Regions from separate parts of the Mus musculus genome. Here region 2 is linked to region 1. A link is a loop called in an ENCODE intact Hi-C map of the cell type or tissue named here. Cell type or tissue: heart. All regions are shown on one strand. Links, peaks and the distances in the headings refer to the core of each region. The heading gives the core; the rest is flanking DNA. Region 1 has its middle 13 kb from the start of Cbfb. Region 2 holds the start of B3gnt9 (UDP-GlcNAc:betaGal beta-1,3-N-acetylglucosaminyltransferase 9).

What was found. A loop is a pair of places that touch in the nucleus more often than their neighbours do. Peaks named below come from ENCODE experiments on the same cell type or tissue, not always from the same donor. Only the 100,000 strongest peaks of a DNase experiment are listed, where the experiment ranks them.
Region 2: a loop joins it to region 1, with 1.9 times the contacts of the local background. A loop is called at or near these places in 2 of 42 quality-filtered maps.

What each region holds. Positions count from the first base shown.
Region 1 is chr8:105,152,935-105,162,132 of GRCm38, reverse strand. It overlaps the pseudogene Gm51414. Among named protein-coding and RNA genes, the nearest start is that of Cbfb, 13 kb to the left of the region's middle. In heart, for the core only: a CTCF peak has its summit at 4,381 (motif pointing left); no DNase peak of the experiment used is centred there; H3K27me3 peaks cover 1,230 bases.
Region 2 is chr8:105,250,022-105,259,142 of GRCm38, reverse strand. It overlaps D230025D16Rik (RIKEN cDNA D230025D16 gene), which reads right to left. Exons shown (of 16, transcript NM_145604.3): 15 at 8,352-8,424; 16 at 6,090-7,545. The coding sequence ends at 7,459. It overlaps B3gnt9 (UDP-GlcNAc:betaGal beta-1,3-N-acetylglucosaminyltransferase 9), which reads left to right and starts at 3,990. Exons shown (of 2, transcript NM_178879.4): 1 at 3,990-4,112; 2 at 4,301-6,505. The coding sequence starts at 4,389. The coding sequence ends at 5,588. Tradd (TNFRSF1A-associated via death domain) reads left to right here. Exons shown (of 5, transcript NM_001033161.2): 5 at 1-568. The coding sequence ends at 158. In heart, for the core only: CTCF peaks have their summits at 4,703 and 4,918 (motif pointing left); DNase peaks (open chromatin) are centred at 3,982, 4,352 and 4,862; H3K4me3 peaks cover 2,676 bases; H3K27ac peaks cover 1,751 bases; H3K27me3 peaks cover 3,128 bases.

The sequences.
Region 1 (9,198 bases), core at 320-8,319:
TCTTTCTGAGTCTCAAAATCTATTCCCTTCCCTGTGTCCTCAGACACAGGAAATGCCAACCAAGAATAAACCAAGGCCTGCAACTAGAGATCAATGGATCAATAAAGGAGGTTGAATAATTTAACACTCACTTCTGGCTCGTTATTGACTCTGAGATTCAAACCCACCCTTTTCTGCCTCCTCTTCTTTTATGTGTCTGATGATGACACCCTGACACTTTGTCCTCTTCTTGGATTCTTTCCCAAGTTTCCCAACCACACCAATCAGGCAGGCATGGTTCCCATCATACTGTAATCATGTCTTATAAATAGAAAGGAATACCAAGCCACAGCCCCCCCCAGCCCCCAGCAGCCTGACATCCTCCTAGGAACACAAAGAAGAATAATTACCAAAGCAGACACCAGTTGTCTTCCTCAACTGTGTAGCCAAGGAGTTGAGCTCTGGTCTGTTCTAACCTGGCTCGTGTCTTGTCTAGCTAGCCTCTCTTCCCTTTATTAGCCAGACACACCCATCCTCTTTCTCAGTAGATGTTCTAGGTCCACCTTATGTTCCCTTCTGTCCCAGGAGATCTCCCAGCATGCCTTATACACGTTGATTCTGTCATGCAAGCAGCTCCCCTACACAGCTCACAAGGGCTCATTCTCAAGAAAGCTTCATCAAGTGCAGCTGTTCTCAATCTGTGGGTGGTAACCCCTTGGGCAAAACTCGATCTCTAAAAATAGTCACATTACGATTCCTAACAGTAACAAAAGTACAGTTAGGAAGTAGCAACAAAAACAATGTTATGGTCAGGGGTCATCACAACATGAGGAACTGTATTAAAGGGTCACAGCATTAGGAAGGTTGAGAAACACCCATGTAGTGCCAACTCTCAGACTTCACCCAAGTTTTGTCTACATTAGACTCTTTCCAAGAAGAAACTGAGGGGAAGCCACCTTACAAATACACCTCAAGACCCTTACAATGGGGTTAAGGTTGTAGTCTGCAGCAGAACATTTTCTGAACATGGAGGCCCTAGTTTTTATCCCTGGTACTGTAAAAAAAATTCTTGTTTTAAAAATTATTTATTATTATTATTATTAATTTATCTGATTTTTTTTGAGACAGGGTTTCTTGAGATAGCCCTGGTTGTATTGGAACTAACTCTATAGACCAGACTGGCTTTGAACTCAGATTCTCCTGCCTCTGCCTCCCAAGTGCTGGGATGAAAGGCATGCACCTCTACTCCTGTCTCTTGTTTTCTTTTTTAGGACCATCTTGGAGGTTGGGCCTGGCAACACATTCCTGTAATCCCAGTGCTCAGGAGGTGGAACGCAGCCTGAGATCCAGGAGACTGTCTCAAAATTTAAGTTCGATTTAAAAAATGCTTTGGAAGAGACAGCCCTTTGGGAATAACAGAGGTTGTCTGGTCTGAGCTGAGATGCTACCTAGTGAAATATAGGCATTCTCCAATGCCTTCAAGGTAAAGAGGGAAGGGATTAATTACTATCTTGCTTTGCAGCTCATGAGATAAAGACTCAGAACATAAAAACCGAGTCATTCAAAAGGCACCATAGCCAGGTAGACCCCAGAGAGATCAAGAGGATGAAAGAGTCTAGAAGCTGAAGAAATTCAGTTTCTTAATTCTCTTCTCTTCTCTTCTCTTCTCTTCTCTTCTCTTCTCTTCTCTTCTCTTCTCTTCTCTTCTCTTCTCTTCTCTTCTCTTCTCTTCTCTCTCTCTCTCTCTCTCTCTCTCTCTCTCTCTCTCTCTCTCTCTCTCTTTCTCTCTCTCTCTCTCTCTTTTGCTGGTGAGGGGGATGGGGTCTTCTGTACCCAGGGATCCTAGGCTGACCTTGAAATCAATAAGTAGCCAAGATGACCTTGAAATCCTGATCCTTCTGTCTCCACCTCCCAAGAGCTGGGATTAAAGATGTGTGTCACCCTGCCTAGTTTACTCAGAGCTGAGGTCTGTCTGAACCTGGGCTTTCTGGAATGCTAGGCAACCTCTCTACCAATTAAACTACATCCTTTTAATTTGTTGAGGAGTAACCCTATTCAGAGCGTTTTATTGACTTACTTAAGATCACAGGACTTACTAGTCAGTTTCTTCACTTATAAATTGACAACAGACGCATCTACTTCTATCTACAAGGTCTATTTTGTTTGCAGACTTAAAGTGGTGCTGATGCAGCTTAGTGGTAGAACATTTTTCTAGTCTACATGAGGTGATACATTTAATCTCCAGCACTGAAAGAAGAAATCACAAAACTGGCTTATACAGAAAGAAGTGGTCCTGCCCCTAGAGGTGTTGCGGATGTGGTTGTGTGTCACGTATGCATCAGTAGGTGGCAGAGAGGAGGGAGGGTATGTCTTGGCTAATTGTTCTGACCTGAATCATTCTGAACATCTGAATGACTAATAGCCCAACATTCTTTGAAAAAAAAAAAAGTGATCCCAAGACGACCACCAAACCAGCTCCATGGGGCCTGGGTGGGAAGCTAGCCCAAGATGACCAGCATGCAGGCCTGGTGGGGTAGACCATGACAGAGATAACCCCTGCCGGACACCATAATAGACAAGCAGGGCATAGCACTCCTGAGACCACTCCTGAGATGATCCTAGCCACTCAGAGGCCCCAGGTTTCACCAAGAGGAACAAGTAAGTGGTGGAGAGATGGAAGAAGAAAAAACAAAAACAAAAACCCAGAATGATGTAGGCACAGTGAAGAGAGAAAGAACTGGAGACTCAAGGGTAGTGAAGAATAGCCTTACGTGAGTAGCTGGTGATGTCTCCCAGGACCATGGTGTGATCCTGGCCTGTGCTGCCACCAAGGGCCACATCTGGGTCCATGGCTGGCCTGGGCTGCTGCCGGAGGACATGTTGATGTCTGAGGCCTCACCCCTCACCTGCAGACTGTGGGAGATCTGGTCCTGGGGGTGGGGGTATATGAGAACAAGAGAGCTGACCCTGCTTCTATGAGCCGCAGTACTTGGGAAAGTAGGCCCCACAAACTGCTGGAGTTGCAGGTAAGCCAGATTCAAGGATACAAATGTGGGAGAGCTGGCCCCACCACTTGTCTGCCCTGTGATGACATGGGTGAGAGAGAGATGCCTCCACTTGCCCTTAGAGCAGGCAAGAGAGCTGGCCCTGAGTGAATGAGTGTCCGTACCCCTCACCTGTTACAGCACTTGGGAGAGCAGGGCCTGCACAGTGCCTGGGCAGCAGGGTAGAGCAGGGGAGCCCAAGAGCTGACCAGCTCAGACACCTCTCAGGCCCAGAGTTGATCCATCCCAACATCTACCCCGTGGATGAACTGCTGGTGTTCATAAAGGGGCCTGGTCCTACAGATCCAAAACTATAGGATTTCCATGACACACGGCAACAACAGGATATCTGAGAAGAGTTCCAGTGAGGACCAGTATTGATAGAGTAGCAGAAACCAGAGGCCTGGTACCACACCAACGAGTCATTGCAACGAACATTTGCAAACAAAGAAGTATGGAGAAAGGGTGCACTGTGGGACACGGTGGGACACACTACAGTTTCTACAACAAGATTTTTTCCTGGGGGGGGTGGAGGTTGCAAGGATAGAGGGTGGGTACAAGGAGAGGGGGAGATGAGTGGGATTGGGGTTCATGATGTGAAATTCACAAAAGAACCAATAAAACCTTTAAGAAAGGGGTGGTGGTGGTGATAGCAGGGTATGTGGTGCATGCCTTTCATCCCAGCACTTGGGAGGCAGAGGAGGCAGAGGAGGCAGGAGGATCTCTGTGAGTTTGAGTCCAGTGTGGTTTACATAATTTTACATGTATGGGTATTTTGCCTGCCTGCATGTCTGTGCAGTACCTGTGGGGGCCAGAAGAGGTTCTCAGGAACTGGAGGACTGAGAACTGAACCTGGCCCTCTGCAAGAGCAACACGTGTTCCTTCCTGAGCCATCTCTGGAGCCCTGGGAACTTTTAGAAGTTCCCTCTGACTCTGAAAAGTAACAGAAGGTCTAGCGAAAATCTTATAAAGTGACATCAGCAGGGACAAGCAGAGCAAACCTGGGGAGTTCGTGTTTGCCTGTAACACAGGGATGAGTCAGTGACCTCCCTCCTGTGTAGGCAAGCTAAGAACAGCGCAAGTGCTCAAACCAGACCGAGGTTCTGGAAGGTGCTGCTCGAGGCCCCTGCTGCTTTCACTGTCCCCTTCAAAAGGTCCTCCCGAGTTAAGTGACCTAGCTGACCAGAGATGAACCAGTGTGGGTGCTCCGGGCGAGGTGGTTACCAATGATTGTCTAATCAGAACTTTCTCTGCAGGCTGTAATTGATATGCGTTTATGTTGGAAGTCCTGCTGAACAAGAGATGAGGGCCACCATACATGCAAGGCCGCGGGATGAACACAATGAGAACAGCGCCTCCTGGAGGCGTGTACTGGAGTAGCACCTCTGTCACCCATACTTGAGGTTGGTGAGGAGGAATCAGAACCACCGATTCTCCATGGAGACAGCCTCCTGGCTTCTCACATTAGACCCACTCACTACACGTTTGGTTGTGGTACAGCTGCATCATCACTCCTCCTGATGTGCTTGTGATGTATTGGTCACATAAAACACAAGCGGGTCAGGGTTTTTCCTGACTGAGAGGATTGGAGAAGATCACAGGCTGCGGCTGGAAATCTGCCTCATTCGCTAAGAGTGCATCTTGCTCTATTGGAGGATCTAAGTTTGGTTCCCAGAATTCACATCACGCAACTCATGATCACCTGTGACTCTAGGATCCCAACATCCTCCTCTTCTATCCTACTCAGATTCTCATGCGTCTGCTTGTACACACACACACACACACACACACACACACACACACACACACAATTTTTAAGAATCAGAGTAGAGGCAACAGCTATGTTAAAACCCAGGATCCCCACCCTGCCCCTTTCTGAGCACCGTGGTTTGCTATGACTCGGGAGGGGCAAATTCGTGGTTTTGAAAGATCCAGCAACTGAGTTTTGGAGTCCTGGGCCTGATTGATGTCTTTGGGAGGCTATGGAGGCAGCACTAGCCTTTTCCCCCAGGCTGGCAGAGCTGCTCCTTGGGCAGGCGCCATGAATCAACCATAGGCACCTCTGCCATGTTGATAGATTTTCCTGCCACTAGTGTTAATTTCCTGAAAGCCCTTCTTTCCCACCTTCAGCCTCCCCATCAAAAAGAACAAGATCTGTAATGGTCTTAGGATCCAAAGAGCTGCAAGTGATAAGGCTTTGTAGCTGGAAGGAGCTTAGGCCAGAGTCTTTTTTTTTTTCTTCAAGATTTATTTACTTATTTTATGTATATGAGTACACTGTAGTTGTACAGATGCTTGGGAGCCTTCAAGTGGTTGTTGGGAATTGAAATTTTAGGACCTCTGCTTGTTCCAGTAAACCCTGCAGACAGCTTCAGATCTCATTATGGGTAGTTGTGAGACACCATATGGTTGCTGGGATTTGAACTCAGGACCTTCAGAAGTGATCTTACCCACTGAGCCGTCTCGCCAGCCCCTTAGGGCATAGTCTTGTTTCACCACTGGGGCTGTTTCTAGTGTACAGATGAGGAGAGGCAGGCTATGGGATGCAAGAGACCTACCTGAAGATGGAACCAAGGTCACGTCCAGACAAGAACACAGTGTTCCCAGATTATGCTTAGGAGCCATGGGGAATCCTGCTCTACATAGTCATCTAGACTTAGCCTTAGGGGTTTCTTTTTCAGGGCTCAAATAGACCCCCCCATATCTCCCTCCCAATGGCTCTCCAAACAAATCCCAAGTTCAAGCCCCCTTGACCACAAAGCTGGTGGTAAGAGAGTCCAGTCCAGTCTTGGTTAGCTTTCCCTGGGATAGCACGTGGCTCTGCCTGAACTCCCTCTTGGGGCTTTTTATGGGCCTAGTGAATATTGGATGAGGTCTCCAATCCAGGGGAAGATCATAAGAGTTTCTAGGCTAGACTGTCTAAGAAAACTCTGGCCACAGTGGCTCAGGGTTACTCTGCTTGTATGGAGGGCTGAGGTTGGTCAGAGCTGACCCCTTTTGCCCTTACCCATAACTCTTTAGGAAAATAGTGTATCTGGAAACCTTCTTCAACTTCTGTTTCCCTCGAACGTTCCCAAGTTCTAGTCATCTACTTTGTGAACGTGCTAGCTGTAAGAGATCAGTTTTGGCTCAAGACCCCAAAGACTATGTTCTCAGCACAAAGGAGACTTATTTGCTCCAGAGGAACAGAGGGCAGAGAATAAGAGACAAAGACAGGAGATACAGGAAGAGGGAGAAGGGGAAGAGAACAAGAGAGAGGGGGCAGGGCTATTTGACAAAGAACTGCCTCTGAATAGAGAGGAGACAGACTTGGCACACAGGAAAGTGGTGGATTACAAAGGTAAAAGAGGAAACCCTGTGTTAGAATGAGGTGTTTAATTTTAATTGGCCATGTTAATTAGGTGAGCCAAAAGGGACTTTTGATTGCTGGATTTCAATGCTTTGATAGCTGGACCTTGGTAGTTGGCCTCAAAAGAAAGAAGTAGCTAAATAAGGGAACAGACCTTGGGGGCTGGCTTTAGGAATGTAATCTAACAGTGTTTAGCAAGGCAGAGGGAATAAGGGAGAAGGGCAAGGTCTGCCAGAGCCATGTTTGCCAGGCTGGGCTGGCCAGACAGAGTCCCTTTGCCAGTTCCAGTCTATAAAGAATAAACTCACTGTCCAATTCTGTACCACAACCTCCTTGGGTCAGCTCTCTCCTATTCCAGTTCTTCTACATACTTATGCAACCTCCAAGATCTTTCTGGAAAGTAACTATGCCTAGGACGTGTTCCTGTTATGGTCGGTCCCCAGTGCTTCAGAGCAGGGTCTATGCTTCCTGCAAACTTACGGACCTGGTATGCCAGCTGAGCCACACTGCTGGAAATGAACAAGCCTGACTCAAGACCTCTGATCCTGCTGCCCCCCTCTGATCGACAGAGCTCCCCTCTTCTCTCGTGTCTGGTCTTTCTACCTTTTCTTACTAGTCCTTTTAAATGCTCCTTCTGAAAGCCCTTCTAGACTCCCCGGCCCCACCCAAGTTTGGTGTTTTCCTCTGTGGTCCCATAACCGTCCAGCCTACGCATTCTAGCATCCTCTACACCCAGACTCTGTTAGTGGCCATCCAGGCTAAGAGTCTGCTCACCTGCTGCTACCTTCTTAGCGCCTAGGCACTATTCTCTGCCAGGTTGGGTTGTTCTTATTCTCTATCAGTCTACCTATGTGCCTGTGTGTTTACCAACCTCAGTCTCTTTCCTTTGATGAAAGGAAACTCAATGACTTTCTTGGCCAGTCATTCCGTTGTCCTTTTATCTGCCTCTGTTTTTTTCCCTCATTTCCCACCCTTTAATTTGCTCTTGCTCTATGAAGTACCCTAGGCAGTCTCATTGCCACCATGTGTCTTCATTAATCCATCTCCATTGCCAGTCAGTTTCCCAGAGGCATGGATTCCTTTTGACACAGTTAATGGCACTGGCACACAGAAAGAGGTGCCCCAACTCTTTAAGTGATCCTCTCTTCCCCAACAGTCCGGACCCGCCCGGCTTGAGAGAGATCACTTGCGGAAAGAGCAAGGCAGGCACTCACTCCTTCCCTGACTGAGGCCAATCTGAGAGGAGTGTGGGCATAGAAAAGACCACTGCGGCCAGGCCTCAGCCCCTCCTGCCCAGGCCCTTGTAGAACCTATAGGGAAAGAGAAGTGCTGCCCAGCATTCTCTCCAGCTAACCCACCTTTCCTCCTGAATCCTTTCCCACTCTTTCTTTGAGGACTTTCAGCTCCTACCATTGTATGTCCTAGGCATTGGCTCCATCATTATAGGGCTCCAGTGTGTCCAACAGCAGTTGCAAAGGTCATGTTAGAAGGACCCTGATGTGTTTGGCGCTCCATACCAGCCGCCACTGCTCCTTTTCCCAGCTCCTCTTTACCTGGTGCTTCCTTGCATCTCAGGGCTTTTTACTAGGTTAGGGTCTAAGCTAAAACTCCTGGAACCTGCAGACCCCTGGAGGCAAAGTCTGATCCCAAATTCCAATATATATAATTTAATATATGCTTTAAAATACATATGAATATATTCAAATATATATTTATACAATATACAATGTATAAAATATATATTTTAAGATAATATATTAATACTTTACATATGTTATATAATATAATGTATATAAATACATACAAATATATTTAATTTTTATTTTTTAAAGATTTAATTTATTTATTATATGTAAGTGCACTGTAGCTGTCTTCAGACACACCAGAAGAGGGCATCAGATCTCATTACAGACGGTTGTGAGCCACTATGTGGCTGCTGGGATTTGAACTCAGGACCTTCGGGACAGCAGTCAGTGCTCTTAACTGCTGGGCCATTCTTTAGCCCTATTATATATATGTGATATATATATATATATACACCACACACACACAAATGTATATATACGTATACGTATATATATTCAGGGCAAAGGACCTAGGGAAGGAAGTCTATACATTCATTTAGTAGTGTTGAAGACCTTGATTGAGCTCCTTTCTGCCTTCTTTACTGCAGGAAGAGCAAGAACAAGAACGTACTGTGGGTTTTCAAAGCCTGGTTCTGCCATGGTCACCATCAGGGAACTGATTTGCACACTGCTAACCCAGACCCAGAGAAATGATGAGGGTCCTGAAAAAGCTAGAATACACCAGGTGTCTCAGTGGCAATTCTAGGACTGTGGTTGTATGGTCCCAGTGTTCTAGCTGCTGCAGGATGAATTGATGACTGGCTCCAAGGCACAAGAGGTGGGAGGCTAAGGAGTCCTCCCAGTGGCGTCCAACCCTCTTGCTCTGCCACCAGTCAGCCGCTGTTAAGTTCCAGGCCCAGGCGCCCTGGAGTCCGCTCTGGCTCTGGACAGTAGCCAGCGACCGGATCCATCACTGCAGTTGGCATGAGGCCAGATGGCTGGTCCCTCGGAGCTCCCAGGCAGCTGGCACTGTCGGTGTGCCGTGAAGGCTAAGATCCGCTCCTGATTGCCGGAGCCTGATGCGAGAGGAGGAGTCAGTTGCGGTGCTGCGGGGCCAGCGGTCAGCGGGACTGGTGGAACACTAATTGGTCCTTTCCCAGCCTGCTTGGCTGTTAATTGCTCCTTTGAGTGTAAAGGTGTCGGAGAAAAAGGGGGCGCTGCCTCCAGAGCCGGAAGCCAGAAGCCAGGCTCCAGCCCCAAG
Region 2 (9,121 bases), core at 1-8,000, 97 kb before region 1:
TATACGAGCAGGCCTTCCAGCTGCTGCGCCGTTTCATGCAAGCCGAGGGCCGCCGTGCCACACTGCAGCGCCTGGTGGAGGCGCTGGAGGAGAACGAACTCACTAGTCTAGCAGAGGATCTGTTGGGCCAGGCGGAGCCGGATGGCGGCCTGGCCTAAGTCTAGTACTGTGGGGAAGGGCGGCCAACCAGCAGTTCAGTGTTTGAAACCCACGGGTGGCTGTTGGGGTATTTTTTTACCGCTGATGTTGCTACTGCTGACCACTTTCCATCTACTGGACTTGGAGAGCATACGCACGCCCCACCTAGCTGAGCTGCTGGAGTGCAACTAACTGCCCCTCCCCCCGCCCCCCAGGAGCCAGGCAAGCAGCGCAGGGGTAAATCACTGATGATCATACAAAAAGAGGACTTGCTGCAAAGACCCTCTAAGTACCCGGACCTTCTGAAACCTAGCTCAAGGTGCTACAAAAACTGTCGGGAGCAGGATGCACGATTTTCCCCGCCCTTGGCATATACTCATCGTGGGACCGAAGCACCTTGTCTGCAGCGATAATAAAATGTAACTCTTTTACAGACTTGCGGAGATGCTGAGGTCTAGACCTGGTTGGGGTTAGTCACCTTCAGTGGAATAGTGAGCCAGGTAGAGTAGGGAGTGGAGAGACAGGCAGGGTTCGGGTAGGGCCTTGAGGAAGGTGAGAGGAAGGGGTTGCTACCTGTCCTGTTAGTGAAGGATAACCGGGGGTTTGGTGAACCATCATATACATTAGGTTTGGTTTTTGTTTTTGTGTGTGTGTGATCTAAGTATGTGCTTAAAACATCTACCGTGTACCTGAATTAGAAAATTAAAATTTCAGCCAGGTGGTGGTGCACGCCTTTAATCCTATTTAGCACTGGAGGCAGAGTCAGGTGGATCTCTGTTTGTTACAGGCCAGCCTGGTCTACAGAGTGTGCCTTTAATGCTATCTAGCATTGGAGGCAGAGTCAGGTGGATCTGTTTGTTACAGGCCAGCCTAGTCTACAGAGTGTGCTCCAAGACAGCCAAGCTCTCCTCCACCCCCACCCCCCACCCCTTTTCTGTTGAGATCTTCACCCTTGTTTCCACGGAGACTGACACCTATAAGATTCAGACTTTTTACATACCATGCGGTATTCAGGATGTTGAGGCAGGAGGATTGCTTCAATTTGGAAGTCAGCATGAGCTACATATTGAGACACCCCCACCCCCACACAAAAACAAAAGCAAACAGACAATCTGGGTTTCCCCACTTCCCCTGCCCCAGGATTTCCAACTTACATTGTTACTAAATTCAACCTTCAAAGTTTATTTGAGGTGGGGGGCTTGGCCAATGAACTTACTTCTGTATCACACATACTCAGAAACCCTAGTTTTCTGATTGATTTTTGTGGCAGTGCGGATATAACCAAGGCCCTGAGGAAAGGTCTACCACTGAGCTACATCCTGGCTCTTGCTTTTTTGTTTTTTTGAGGCAATCTCACTGTGTAGCTCAGGCTGGCTTTGAACTCATGACTCTCCATCCAGATGCTTCTGACTCCCGAGTGCTGGGACTATAGATGTGTGCACCAAATGTGCTAGAAAGTCATCTACCGACCTGGTGGTGGCGGTGGCGGCACATCTATGATCCCAGCACTTACTTGGCAGGTGGTTCCCTATGAGGCCAGCCTGAGCTAATTAGTGAGTCCCAGGTTAGCCTGGCTAGGGTTCTGCTTCAGGCCCTTGTACCCACATGAACACACACACAATTAAAAAATCTTCAGGGGTTGGAGAGATGTTTCTTTCTTTTTTTTTTTCTTTCTTTTTCTTCTGTCTTTTAAGACAGGGTTTCTCTGTGTAGCTCTGGCTGTCCTGGACCTCACTTTGTAGACCAGGTTGGCCTCAAACTCAGAAATCCGCCTGCCTCTGCCCCCCCCCCGCCCCCCCCCCCCCCGAGTGCTGGGATTAAAGGCACGCACGCCACCACGCCCGGCTTTTTCTTCTGTTTTGTTTTGTTTTTCGAGACAGGGTTTTTCTGTGCAGTCCTGGCTGTCCTGGAACTCACTCTGTAGACCAGACCGGCCTTGAACTCAGAAATCTGCCTGCTTCTGCCTCCCAAGTGCTAGGATTAAGGTGTGCACCACCACCACCTGGCCTTGGGCTCTGTTTCCTAACTTCAAGTTAAACCTTTGTCTTCTTCGTGCTCTTCTGAGACTTCACTTTTTTGTCTTTTACTGCCTTCTACCCGGCACCCAAGCCTAATTTTAAAAAAGGATTTAGAAATGAAAAAAGAACAAGGGATGTGTACATAAAATGCCCCTTTCTGCCACACAGTTGCTGGGTGGAAAGTCCAGAGCAGCATAGAGACCAAGGAGTTCAGATCCTAACTCCCTGCCCCACCTCCTGACCCCATATACCACACCTGCACATCTGTGTGTGCATACGTGCACACCTATCCCCAAAGTTCCTCCTTCCGTGGCTGTTTAGAGACTCCAGAGTTTGACCCTGCCCCTTATTATGAGACAATGTCTTATGTAGCTCAGGTTGGCATCAAGTTCCCTGTGAAACCAGGGATGGCCCTGAACTTCTAACCCTCCTGAGTGCTGGGGTTACAGGCATGTACCACCGTGCCTACTTTATAGAACGCTCGAGCTTAAACTCGGGGCTTCTCACATGCTAGGTCTGCAACCGAGTCACACCCTCAGCCTTCCAGAGTTGGGATTTTATAACAAGGCCAGTGAGACACCTTTGGAGGCCTTTGGGCAGGAAGCCTGGAGAGGAGAGAGGCCAAGACAGAGATAGATAGAGAATGGGATGAATATCAACAGCTGCTTGGGAGGAAGAATGCAACAGGCCAGTGTCCTTGGCTGAGGACTAGGGCAAGCTGATGGCCAGGAGTCATATTTGCCAGTGGGATGAAGGCCTGGGGAGACCCTGATCACTCTATTCACTAAGAATGACTATCCTGGTGACTCTGGAGCTCAGCTGTCTCTATAGTTCCCCAATTGAGGAAACCAATCAAGAATGGAGCTGGAATACTAGTGTAGGCTTGTAATCCCAACACTTTGGGCGTCATTAGCTTGAGGCTATGCAGGGTACATAACACAGCTTATCCTCAGAACCCTAAAAGACTAGTGGGCAGGTAAGAGTGGGTGGTTTGGCCTGGATGACAAAGCAGCTCAGAGGTAGGAAAACCAGGGGATCTAGAAAACAGCCTACCTGGGCTCAATGGGCTCTTCTAGAAGCCTCCCGCAAACACCAATCCCTGACACCCCAAACTGTACTGCAGAGGCAACAGCATGGGCAGTTCTACCTCAAGGATGCTATGTTGGGGAGCAGGAACGGGCATGGAGTGACAGGAATGAAGAGCTTGTCTGGGAAATTACTGTAGGCAGAAGTGGTTCCATTTCCTGTATCCAGTGGATGAAGAGAACAAAGGAGCGCTGGGTGGGAGATTCCTGGGGGCAGTGCGTTCTGGCTGTGTCAACCTGGGGCAAGTCACTTAGCTCACTAAGTATTGGTCCTCTTTGGGTAGAGCTGCTGGTAAGTCTGCAGGAACAGAACTTGCTGTCTTGATTGTTCGGGTGTGTATGCTTGTGTTTACTGGTGGCAAGCAGGGCAGAGTTCGGAGGGCATCCCCCACGACCAGACCACCAGCGCGAGGAGTAAGGAGACAGCTTTATATTATTGGGGCAATTCGTGGCTCCTGCTTGGTGAACCAGGGCTGCTGAAAGAGATTTTCTGAAAGATGGCCCGGTATGGCGGCCAGAAGAGCTGAAAGTTAAAGCACTCAGGCTTAGGGGTTGGGGGCCTATCAGCTGTCTACTTCTTGAGCTTAGAAACTCGGAGTTCCAGCGTCCTATCAAAAATACTAGGCTTTCTCAGCAAGAGTCTCCCGTGAGAGGCCCTCTCAGGGACCAGCCCACAGTCAGAGATGGCACTCCCTGCACCAAGGCGGAGCTGAGCTCCAGATGTCGGGGCGTACACAGCTGGAGGATCACGTGGCACGGCCTCAGCCCCCTTCCTGCCAACGCTGCATTTGGCTCAAGCCGGGGTCATGGCTGCCCTTGGGACCCTGAACTGACAGTTTCAGGGGTTGTCACCCCTCCCCCGCGGTCAAGCGTGAGTGCTGGGGTCCTAAGGACCAAGGTCAGAGGCGGGGAGGGGGAAAGGTAGAAGGGACCCAGCTTTGATGCACTGGATGGGTGGGTAAGGGGGCGGTAGGGGAGAGGCCTGCGTCACCCTGTCCAGACTTTGGCATCCTTTCTGGGCTGGAGCTGAGGTTAGAAGCTGAACTTTTTGTCCCTTAGGCTGCTGCGGTGGGGGCAGGGGCAGGGACGGAGGTCGACAGAGTGGATGAAGGAAGGATAGAGGGCCCTGTGAAGGGCGGGGCTGGACATGAGGAGGAGGAGGAGGCCGCGCCTTTGCCCAGACGCGTGGCTTACGCTGCTGCTCAGCGCCGCCCTCGGACTCCTGCTCTACGCGCAGCGCGACGTGGCATCCCCCACGACCAGACCACCAGCGCGAGGACCCCAGCTCCCGCGGCCCACTCCTAGCCTCCGAGCACGCGAGCTCCCTAACACCGCCCGCGCGGCCCCGCTGGCCTACGAGGGGGACACTCCGGTGCCGCCCACACCTACGGACCCCTTTGACTTCGGCGGGTATCTGCGCGCCAAGGACCAACGGCGCTTCCCGCTGCTCATTAACCAGCGTCGCAAATGCCGCAGCGACGGCGCATCCGGCGGTTCGCCGGACCTGCTCATCGCTGTCAAGTCTGTGGCTGCGGACTTTGAGCGGCGGGAAGCCGTTCGCCAGACTTGGGGAGCCGAGGGTCGCGTGCAGGGGGCACTCGTGCGCCGAGTGTTCTTGTTGGGCGTGCCCAAGGGGGCGGGCTCTGGCGGGGCAGGCACCCGTTCGCACTGGCGCACCCTGCTGGAGGCGGAGAGCCGAGCTTATGCAGACATTCTGCTCTGGGCTTTCGAAGACACCTTTTTCAATCTAACGCTGAAGGAGATTCACTTTCTATCTTGGGCCTCAGCATTCTGTCCAGATGTACACTTTGTTTTTAAGGGCGATGCAGATGTGTTCGTGCACGTGAGGAACCTGCTGCAGTTTCTGGAGCTCCGGGATCCCGCACAGGACCTTCTTGCGGGTGATGTGATTGTGCAGGCAAGGCCAATCCGAGCTAGAGCCAGCAAGTACTTCATTCCCCGGGCTGTGTATGGACTGCCCGTTTACCCTGCCTACGCAGGTGGCGGCGGCTTTGTTCTTTCGGGAGCCACGCTCCGCCGCCTAGCTGATGCTTGCTCACAAGTTGAGCTCTTTCCCATAGACGATGTCTTTCTAGGCATGTGTTTGCAGCGCTTGCGGCTCACACCAGAGCCTCATCCAGCGTTTCGCACCTTTGGCATCTCCCAGCCTTCAGCTGCACCTCATCTTCGAACCTTTGACCCCTGTTTCTACCGAGAACTGGTGGTAGTACATGGGCTGTCTGCAGCTGACATCTGGCTTATGTGGCGCTTGTTGCATGGGCCTCAGGGCCCAGTCTGTGCACATCCGCAGCCTGTGGCAACAGGTCCCTTCCAATGGAATTCTTAGTTATCTCTCACGGTATCAAACTTCTCTTACTCAGCTGCAGGACAGAACATGAAAGAACCCAAAGGGGTTTTCCATGTGGGTTTATGGTGTACATGACTTTTCTCCAGATCACTCACTGAGAGAGCTAGGGCTGGGATGAAACAAACACAAGTGGATATACCCATAGCCAGGCCTCAGCCCTCGTGGACCTGGCAGGCATTTTCGTATAGTTACTAGCTTCCTTCCTTCTCTCATTGGATTCCCAGTGGCCATATCTTATCTGTTCCCTTTGAGGTCTGGTGTTAGAGCTAACTAAGCCCTTCAGGTCGAGGTTTGCCTGTAGCATGTGGGGCGGGGCCATCATGTGTCACCGTCTTGCCCACTATACACACACACACAAAACCATGCCAGTGTACTTCTGAAGGGTGACCCATCCCCCTCCCGGAAGGAGTCCTAAGATTCCTCCACTATAAGATTGCTCATATTCTTCAACTCCAGCTTCAAGGAAATCAACAGCTCACATTTTAGTACAAACAGCCCAGTGGCAGCACATGGCACGCTGTCACTGTGGGCATAGGTGCTTTATTGGAAGGGGGACGAGGAAGTCTCCTCTGATCACGAGGATGGGAAGAGTCCTGGCTACCCTGACAGTGGGATGTGCAGGGTCTCTGGCCAGACGAAGGTCCAAATGGGAAGACACCTGTCAAATCAGTCATGGGAGTGCCACACAGGCCTGGCTGTAGGCCCAGGAACCATACAGACAGCTGGGGCAGGTCCCCTGCACATTCATCATGAACTATACAAGATGAGGCTGTACATGAGTTAATTACAAAAGTCATTATTTACAAAAATCTGTACACACATTTGAAAAACTCACAAAATTGTCATCTATGTATCACAAGTTGCTAGACCAAAATATTAAAAATGGGATAAAATTATATGTTTCTCTTCTCAATTCTTTTCAAAAGGATTACTATTTTAAAGCACATATATGCTACTTCCCATTAGCAAGACCCATGTAAGAAACCAAGCAGCCTAGTGTTCCTTGAGCCTCTAGGCCTCAAACCAAGTAGCCAGGCCAGGCCAGGCCAGTGCCCAGAACTAGGGCAAGGAGCTGGCCCACAGTGCATAACAGAATGCTGTAATGTAACAAAAGGAGGAAGGTGTCTTTGGCTAACACTTTGGCATTAAATAAAAGAGGCAAACAAGATGGAGACATGCAGCCCTGTCAGCCAGGTTGGACCAAGAGACACAGGTGACCTTAAAGGCTGGCTCCCAGAGCAGCAGTGGGAACCAGGCCTGGTACATACCTGGTAGGAAACGATTTCATCCACTTAGGTGCCACCTGGGCACGGCAAGGAGCACTCACAGGAGAAGCAGGGAAGGGCAGTGGGCCACACCAGCCACAGCCAGCTCATCAAGTCACTAAAGTGGATGGAGTGCAAATATTGCAACCAAGTACTACCGACATGCTACCTGCTCTGCTCACCTTAGGGGCCACGTGGCAATGTCGGGCCAAAAGCAGGAGCCTGTTCTCATCCTGGGAATATTTTCTTAGCTAGAGAAAGAGTCCTGTCTTCCCTATGTGAGCAGGGCAGGGGCTGACGTGTCCTTTATTACATGTTAGTTATGAGAGCCCTCATCATGGCTCTAAGTTTGTGCTTCTTTTTGCACACTGTGTTCTCTCCTGGCAACAGCAGGCTTAGGACAGAGTATCTGGGTCCTCCGTCCCACGGCAGAGGACTCAGCCCAAATCCTACTTCCAAACCCTTCTGAGTCCCAGGGCCCTTCAACACTGCCAAGGTGTCCAAGCAAACACACAGGGTGGCACAGAGACCCACTGAGCTGGATGTGACGCACAGTTCCATGGACAGGGAAAACAGTGATGTCCTTAGGGCAGCTCTGCTGTTCTCAGGTGGGCACCAGGCCTGGGGGGGCCATACAGGGTCACTGAGGCAATGTGGTTGTTCTGCATGACCTGGTGTAAGAAGAGAACAGCAGATCACGAGGGAAGGACTGGGTGGGCTAGAGGGTGCACACACAGCGCACTTCACACAGGCCCGGGCCCTGCATTTCCTCAATCACCAACCTCCTGTCAGTGGGGCTTACTTCTGCTCAAGGCCTGCCTGTTGTTCACAGGACACATGGCTTTTATAAACCCGCGTATCATATCTAGTCTCTACAACTACGAAAGCCTGCTGAAGTATGGCATCCAGATTAAGGCGGGGGGTTCCCAAGGCTTCTCTCAAACCAGTGGGGTGCCCAGGGCCTCTCATGCACATGGGGTTCAAGGATCAGCACACCCAAGTGTGGCCACACTTGCTCTGAGGTGCCCGCTCCCTGCTGTACTGCTTACTGATAAATAAGGCATCGCTGATAGGCTCATCCTGTTGGATGACCTTCAGGTTCGGTGACCCCAGATTGCCCCAGCCTATTTTTTTTTCTTTTTTGACATTATTAATTTTGCCTGTGGCAAGGGGCATGCACTTCCCACAGTATACATGTAGAGGTCAGAGAACAACTTTCAGGACACTGTTCTCTTACCATGTGGGTACCAGGAACTGAACTCCGGTCCTTAGGCCTGGCCGTGAGCACCTTTAGCTGCTGAGCCACCTCTCTGGCTCCCTAATCCTCATGTCTGAGCTTCAGACAGCAGAGATGAGGAAGGACTCATCTGTCCAGCATGGCTGTTACGTCAGCCCACCTACAATTCTCCCCAATCACTTGCTTGGCCTTGCTACAACGACAAAGCCCTTAGCAGCTTATTTGGCCTCTAGGACTCACCTCAAAGATCATCCGCTGAAGACCAAAGCAGAATGTGGAGCCAAACGGATTGGTGTTATTTGGGGATGAGGACCTGAAGCCAGAGAATCCAGAATTAGAGAAACAAAGGTCAAGCAGCAGAAGGTCCGGTTCCTTCTGGGATGTGGGTTACAGGCCAGTGGGCTCTCATGACAAAGTGTCTGTCGAATACAGAGGCCCTCAAGGTCAAGTGGCTTCTTTAAACTCTTGGAGTCAAAGATCAATATAAGCTGCTGTGCAGGTTAGTTTTTCTCAACATGAACTGGCTTCACCTGGGAAGAGGATACCCTTGTTGAGGAATTGCTTCATCAGACTGGCAGGATGGTCTGTCTGTGGGGGATTTTTAGTGACTGATGTAGGAGGGCCCAGCCCACTGTGTATGGTGCTACTCTTGGGCAGGGGGTGCTGAGTTGTGTAAGAGAGCAAGCTGTAGCTGAACATGGCAGTGAGGGTCTTTAATCACACCCAAAGGGCAGGAGCAGGAGGATCTCTGAGTTCAAGGCCAGCCAGGCCTACATAGAAAGAGATCCTCTTTACCCATTCCCAAAGAAAGCTGAGCACGCCAGGGAAAGTCAGCCAGGAAGTGGCTTTCCTCCATGGTTCCTGCCCCAACGATAGATTTTAATCAGACTGTGCAAACCAAATCCTTTTCTTCCCACAGCAACAGAGGTCAAACTAGGACAGTTACTACAGAACTGAATGGGATGGAAATGTCAGGAAGTCCCCTTCGAGTGAGAGGGAGCCTCAGCATG